2 separate regions of the Mus musculus genome follow, and region 1 is linked to region 2. Evidence: chromatin contacts called from ENCODE Hi-C or POLR2A ChIA-PET data. All regions are on one chromosome and are shown on one strand. The core of a region is the stretch at or near the end of the contact, and the rest is flanking DNA. Distances in the headings are between cores, read along the strand shown.

The links. A loop is a pair of places that touch in the nucleus more often than their neighbours do. ChIA-PET counts read pairs that join two places held with the same protein, here RNA polymerase II (POLR2A).
Region 1: a map of regulatory T cell shows a loop between it and region 2 (1.8-fold over the local background). The contact joins the promoter of Dtx1 here to the promoter of Slc8b1 in region 2. A Hi-C loop is called at or near these places in 1 of 37 maps with a recorded cell type or tissue (regulatory T cell). POLR2A ChIA-PET finds 5 or more read pairs at or near these places in 1 of 5 experiments (embryonic stem cell).

Annotation. Positions count from the first base shown.
Region 1 is chr5:120,710,210-120,713,862 of GRCm38, reverse strand. Dtx1 (deltex 1, E3 ubiquitin ligase) reads left to right here and starts at 2,194. Exons shown (of 10, transcript NM_008052.3): 1 at 2,194-2,378; 2 at 2,888-3,653. The coding sequence starts at 3,550.
Region 2 is chr5:120,509,800-120,513,611 of GRCm38, reverse strand. Slc8b1 (solute carrier family 8 (sodium/lithium/calcium exchanger), member B1) reads right to left here and starts at 2,420. Exons shown (of 16, transcript NM_133221.2): 1 at 2,329-2,420; 2 at 280-492. The coding sequence starts at 435.

The DNA.
Region 1 (3,653 bases), core at 945-3,444, 200 kb before region 2:
ACCCACCTGTTCCATTCTTTTCCTCTGCTCTATCATTTTCAGGACAGGAGTCCACACCCACACTCAGGCCCGCTGACCTCCCTGCCATTCCAAGTGGCCCCAGGGATTGAACTCAGTCAGGTCTAAGGGCTTGGCAGAAAGTGCCTTTCCCCACGGAGCCACCTTGCCGGACTCGGTATAAATGTTTTTTTAACCAAGGGATCTGTGAATGGCCCCCAAACAGACCTGGAGTGCTCACGATACAGAGACCCTCGACTCAAACTGCCTTGGCCTCACTCTCTTGAATCCAGAAAAACAAATCAGTTTCCCCGGTAAGGATTATACTCTTACCATCTTTGAGGACTTGGACAACGATCAGGTGCTCTCGCTGGAGACCAGTATGGATGGATGCCCCACATGAACTTCGGGTATGTATGTAGGGTATCTCGTCACCCTGGGTCTCCTGCCTCTTGATAGGAAAGCACCATTCTTGGGTCACAGCTTAGACACGAGATCATCAACACAATGGCCCCTTGTCACAGGATGGGCTTTACAGGTCACCCTTCTGGGGTCCCTCAAATCCACCTTCACCACACTCAGCCCTATAGCCTCAGGAAGTCCCCTGACTTCCAAGGGCCCCAAAGATATAGATAGATAGATAGATAGATAGATAGATAGATAGATAGATAGATAGATAGATAAATAGATAGATAGGAACCAGAACCATATATATCACTCTTAAAAGAACAGAGAAGAGCTGGCCCCAGCTCTAGATGGACAGAGAGGGGGTGGGAAGAGCCTGGAATCCCGCATCCATCCTGTTCTGTGTGACAGGGACAGAGTGACCAATGCATGCTCCTAGGAATGGGATCCTGAGATCCCGCCCCTTCTGGGCCTGCAGCCACAGGTGGCTGTTAACTGCGTGTAGTCCTTCTCAGCCCTCCTTGGTGAAAGGCCTCACTGTGCTAGATCAGCCAGATTACATCCATTAGTCATTCAACACGCATCATGGCGGCCTGTTGCCATGGAAAGTGCAAAGGCGTTGAGGCGTCAACTCCCAGCCCTACTCACTCTTGTGGGAAGTCGGACAAACTGAGTAACCTCTCTGAGCTTCCAGAGATTTTGCTTCCTGCCCATAACATGAGGACACAGTCTTACCTCCAGGGGCTGAATGGAATGGACACTCAATAAGCAGAAGCCATCATTTGTGATGATCTTGGGCCACAGAGGTGAACCGTGGTGGAAGCCCTTAGGGGCCTTTTGAGCAGGAATCAGTTTTGTGTAAGTGGTTAAAGTAGTTGATGGCGTGATATGGGGTGTCACAGAGGAGGAGGAGGAGGAGGAGGAGGAGGAGGAGGAGGAGGGAAGACCGATGAATCAAGAGAGGCTGCTGGGAGGAGTTGGCTGGATTCTTCTTTTGTGTTTGCTACTAAATCCCTGTGCAACTTTGAGTTGATGACTTCCTTACCCTGAGGACCTCAGGTTCCCACCGATTGCAAGGTGGTCATTAAGCAGTGACTAGATGTAGCTGTGAATGGCTTTCTTCTAAAAACAAACAAACAAAACAACAACAAAAACGCAGGTGTCCTGGGCAGGGTAAAGACTCCAGCTAATCCAGTTTTGGTTCTGGGAGTGAGCCTAGTGTAGCCTGCCCTTCACCCTTGCTCTCCCTTCCCCCTGCCCTCCCCCAATCCCCCCAGATCCCAACAGAGGAGGAGCAAGGGCCACTCTGGTCTGGCTCCCAAAGAGGTCCCTTAACCCTGCTCAGCTGCCTGGATCGCAGTCCCACACAGCCTCATCTTTCCCAATCTAAACAGGGCAGGTCCTGGATGTCTCCTCTCTCAGTCCATACCTGTGTCTGCAGATGCTGTGTTCAGCTTGCCAGAGGGCCTATCACAGTGCCCATGAACGCTTAAACTGCTGCTCCAAGAGATCACCCTGTAGTTGGCCAGTGGCCTTATGAGCAGTCTTTAGACTGTCTCTAAATCAGATTCATTCATTCAAGTACTTATTGAGCGCCTGTTGTGTACCAGGCCCTAGCATAGATGCTAAATGCAAAGATGATAGATTGGAACCAGAACCCCTAAACACAGAACGGATCTGATGCCTCGTGGGCCCAGCCGGGGACTCGGTGACTCGCGTGTCACAGCGGCTGGGCGGATCGGTCTCCTCCCCTTCCTCTACCCGCCCCGCCCCGAGGCCGCCTCCACCCGCGGGATCCCAGCGACGCGTCCGACGCGTCCGCGCGCCAGGACTACTGCGTCCTCCTGTCTGTCTGTCTATCCGGCGGCGGGCGAGGTCCGGGCTGGGGCAAAGCGGTGCCCTCCTTCCCTCCCTCCCGGGAGCCAGCGGAGAAAGAGTCAGCGGGGGGTGAAAAGAGCCAGCGCGGGGAGATCACGGTGAGCGTGTAGCGCAGGGACCCCAAATCCCTGGCTCTGGCGGGCCCACGGGCAGATGCCACCGGGCGGGGACATAACGACCTGCAGCTCTTTTGCCCCCGGGGACGCCACCCCTGAGGAAACCTCGGTCGCGGCTCCATCCGGCACCCTCCATCCATCTCAACATCCCGCATCTTGAACTCGAATCCCTGCATCCCACATCCTTCATTCCGCATCCCGGAATTCTGCATCTCCACATCCCGCGTCCCTGCATCCCACACCGCAGCCCCCGGTAGCGCGCGGCCCGGGGCGGGGGACGCGCTCCAACCGAACACGGGCCACTGCGGGTGACAGCCTGGGGTATGATGCCCGCTGTTCTCCGGGTACCCCAGGGACTGCAGGGCACAGACCCCCGAGCCTCCCTGCCGCCCCCCCACCGGCGCCCCATTGTTCTCTGCCGCGGCTCCTGGGAGGGGGAGGGGGCTGCTCTCTTCTTAAAGGGCCCTTTCTCCTTCTTGTCGCCCCTGCAGGTCGCGAACACCAGTGGGGTGGGGCGTGCCCACGGCCCCCGCCCCTCCCCAGGGTCCCCCAGCTGCAGGTCCGGACCGCGATCCCCACGCTCCGCCCCCTTCCCTGGGAGATCTACCACCACTCAGGCCGGCCAGGAGAGGGGACAGGGGTGCAGGGGTGCAGGGAGCCCCGTCGGGAGGGGCGGACCCAAGTCACCCCGAAGCGAGGCACGGGATCTGGAAAGCGGAGCCAAGCGCGCAAGGAGCAGCAGGCTGGGGCCAGGGCCTCCTGGGTGACAAGGCCCTGCGTGGCGGACAGAAGGAACGGGAGAGAAGCAGGGACAGGCCGGACTTAGAGGGGCAAGTGCCTCCTCACTCCTGCACCTGCACTGAGGGGACTAAGGGATTGAGATCATGTCCCCCACCTAGGACAGACATTGCCTACCGCGCACCGCTGTGTGCAACAGCTGCGCTCTGCGGGAAGGGGTCCTCGCAGCGTCTGGATGGCCACCCATCCCCCTAACCCAGGCCTCTAGGCCTTGGAGACGAGCCCAGCTGGAAAAGAGGCCACACTCCTCGCCGCCCGCCCTGGAGAGGGAGGACGAAGCTTCCCCGGTGCTCCCAGGCCCAGGAGGAGCTGGGCCAGCAACAGTGGGGACCTGGCCCCGCAGGCGGCAGCGGCCATGTCACGGCCAGGCCAAGGTGTGATGGTGCCGGTGAACGGGCTGGGCTTCCCGCCGCAGAACGTGGCCAGGGTGGTGGTGTGGGAGTGGCTCAATGAGCACAG
Region 2 (3,812 bases), core at 1,171-3,670:
CCCCCACATGTCTGTCCCGTCAAAGAGGCTTTCCTCCTTTCCTTTAAAGCCTGGCTCCAAGATGACTGGTTCACAGAATAAGTTTGTCACAGACCACCGACCACTGCGGAAACGCACAGCCTCCCCACACACTGTTACTGGCCACACAGCTCACAGTTCTCTGAAATCTCTAACTTTATCTGAGGATTCCTGTAGATCCCAGGGTTGTAATGATTAGCTGGGACTACAACAGACACGCCCCCAACCCGACTCGCCTTCCTGCCCCGACCAGGTACTCACATCCGCCATGGCAGTCTGGTTGACACTTCCAGCTGAAAACTGGATGTGTCCATGGGCTTTTGTGGATGGGTCTCCGGTCCCAGACGCCGTCTCCAGTATCAGAGCCACACAGAGGAAGACAGGAGCCCAGAGCAGAGCCAGCCATCTGCTTGCCATGGGCCCCTTGAGGCCTGACCAGAGCCCTCTCTGCTCACGGGCTGGCTGCTCTAGTGCCTGCAGGGTAGGGTAAGAGGAGGGGATTTTAGCATATGCATGGCCTCAGGAGGAGGGGCCCAGAGACCTTTCCCAGCTAAGCCAAGTCCCTATCCACCCATTTAGAAACCCCATTCCATTCCGTAGCCCTCCTGGGCCTGCATCACGTGCTTCCTGTTCTGGAGCACCACACCCACAACCCATAGGTGACTCCGAGATCTGCCCCTCACCCGGACATCAGGTCTGCAAGAAGCTTAGGGAACGAGCCAGACTGTATGAGAAATATTCACTTGCAAGAACTAGGAACTCAGACTTTCGGAATTTTTTTTTTCTCCTTTTTTGGGTGGGACATCAAAGATGGACCCCAGCGACTTATATATGCTAGGCAAGCACTCTACCACTGGGCTATAATCCCAGTGATTTTTAGTTGTTTGTTGAGTCAGGCTAGCCTGGGAATTCATGAGGTAGCCCAGGCTGCCCTTGAGCTAGTGACCATCCTCTTGCTTCTAGTTTGGAAGTGTCGGGATTATAAATTTGAAGCACGACCCCCTTCTACCCTATTCCTACTTTTTGTTTTGTTTTGTTTTTCGAGACAGGGTTTCTCTGTGTAGCCCAGGCTGTCCTGGAACTCACTCCGTAGAGCAGACTGGCCTTGAACTCAGAAATCCGCCTGCCTCTGCTTCCCGAGTGCTGGGATTAAAGGCGTGTGCCACCACTGGCAGGGTCTCCTCTATCTGCTAGGCTGACCTTGAGCACATATTTCTTTTGCCTCAGCCTCTTGGGTGGCTGAGATGTCAGATGTGCACCAGCCCCTGGGTCCCAGCCTTAAAAGCACACATCTGAGGTGGACTTGGTTGTGATCAAAGACGGTATATCACACCTCACAACCTGCTGTGGTATCCTTCCATGGGGAAACTGAGGCACTGGGAAGCAACCTCACTCTCGGTTTTCACTGTCAGCTCAAGTGCCACACCACATTGCCCTCTCTGAGTGTTCACCAGGCTGTCCCCAGAGTCATGTGGCAAGGGAGAAAACCAGAAAGCCAACCGTCCTTGGATGGAGAAATCGAGGCCAGGAGGGAAGTGAGTTGCTCAAAGGCGCCTAAACTGGGACCAGCCGAATCGGCGGGTGGGGCTGCAATATGAATAACCCACTTCCTCCAGCCAGGGGGAAAGAGCTTTATTTTTCTGTCCAAGCAGAAAACTGGCTCCGAGTCTTAGGCAGGCTGCCCCAAGTGTTTTGTGCATTTTATTTTCTGCAAGCAGGGAGCCAAAGGCCATCTGAGCTTTATTTGAGGGGGTGTGATTCTTTACACAAGCATTTCTAAATCGCCACCCCCGGGGGGGGGGGGGAAGAGGGCAAAGGACAAGATAGGACCCCAGAGGAAGAAGGGAATACAGCCACTTCCTCACCTGTTGACAGAAAACGAGTCTCTCCCCTCCGCTTTCTAGCTACTCCACTTGGCACGGGCGTGGAGTGGAAAAACACAGAACCCTTCAGTTCCCTCTCTGCATTTTCTGGGTGGGCAGCCTGAGGGGAGGGGGGGCTGGGCTTATGGCCTCTGGGTCCGCATCTGTGAAATGGACTCTAGCGCTGACCCAAGGGACAGCCAGACACCGCGTCCTCAAGTCACCTCCACTCCAGTTTCTTCTACTCATTTCCAAATAAGCTCGCATGAAGCGCCTCCGGCAATGCGGACACCTGTGTGCTGCGGCGTTGGTGAAGTGGGCAGACTTGACGGCGAGGGATGGGGTTGGGAATCGGGAAGCACTTTCTGATTTTGGGGTCCCAGCTGAAAGCGGATTTGAGAAGCTGAAGTTGGAGCGACGAGTGCACAGGCTGCGAAGCTCCTCTTACCTCGGGCGGGGCCTGGATCCGCGACCTCGGAGTCTTCCTCTAGCCGGATGGCCAGCGCCACAACCTTCCGCCCCTAGAGTCCTGGCCCGGAGCAGCCTGGCCACGCCCCCACAACCTCCACTCCGCCTACTTGCCAGTCGGGCCACGCCCGAGCCTCTCTGTCCCCGCCCAAGACACGCCCTTTAAGGCTCGCCCCGCCCCAGCTCTTAAAGACACAGCCTCCCAGCCGAGGGTGGGGGTTGTGAGCTGTTCCCTGTTGTCTTCCCCATTCTCCACCTGCTTTCTGTCCCCAGCCTGTCACTTCTGCTTTCAGGTAGATGCTATATTGAAAGCACGTGGGTTATAGACTTCAGGAGGCCCGAGAGAAGTCTAAGGGGAGCGGGGGGGGGGGGGGGAGTTGGGGGAAGCTTAGAGTTTCTGTTACTGAGGGTGGTATGGAAGGGTGAGAGCTATAGTAAAGTAAGGGGAAACGTGGCATGGTGGTGGTGTATGCCCATAGTTCTGGCCTTTCAGAGGCAGAGGCAGGAGGATTGTGATATTAAGGCCAGTCTGAGCATCCCAGCAAGACATTTTCTCAGTATGACGGTAATAAAGGTGATGGTGATAATGATGGTGGTGGTGATGATTTAAACGGTCTCCTGCTGCCTGCAAGCAGTCTGGTTGTAGAGCCTGAAATGCCTGGATCTGACATTTGTCAGCATTCCCCTCTCCAGCACACACTAAGCCACCGAGCTGCACCCCAACCTAGAAGACTACAGCAAACATCAAGATGGGCAGTGGTATAGCCCTGCAACCTCAGCTTTTCTCAGGAGGCTGGGGGGATTAAAAACAAATTCAAAAAGCCTGACCAGGTTCCAGTTCAAGGGCAGCATCTGCATTTAGTAAGGCCGTTTCCCAGAATGCAAAGTGAAAAGGGGGGCTTAGGTGCGGTGGGAAATTCAGTGGCAGGGTGCTTGCTGAGTGTTCTCAGAGCCTTAGGATTAGTCCCCAGACCATGATTAATTAAAGAGCACGCCCAGCGGGGCTGCTGAGATGGCACAGTGGGTAATGATGTGGGCACTGATGCTAAGCCCCACGACCTGAGCTTGATCCCTAGAACCCAACAGTGACGAAGATCTTACTCCTGGAGGTTGTCCTCTGGTTTCCACATGTGTACCATGGTATGTGCACACACAGACACAGACACACACACACACACGCACACACACACACATGCATGTACACACAGACACACACATGCACACACACACATGTGTGCACACAGACACACGCACATATGCACGCCTGCACACACGTTCATGAACACACACGTGCTCGCATGTACGTGTACACACACACACAGTGTAAAGTATTAAACTGTGTTAAACTGTATCAGTAGTACTTCATCTGTCATGGTAAGAGTTGAACAGGTGGGAGGAAGAGGAAACTTCAGTCAGGATGTAAAGTAAAGAAAATGAAATCAAAATAGAGTTGAGTGGTAGAAC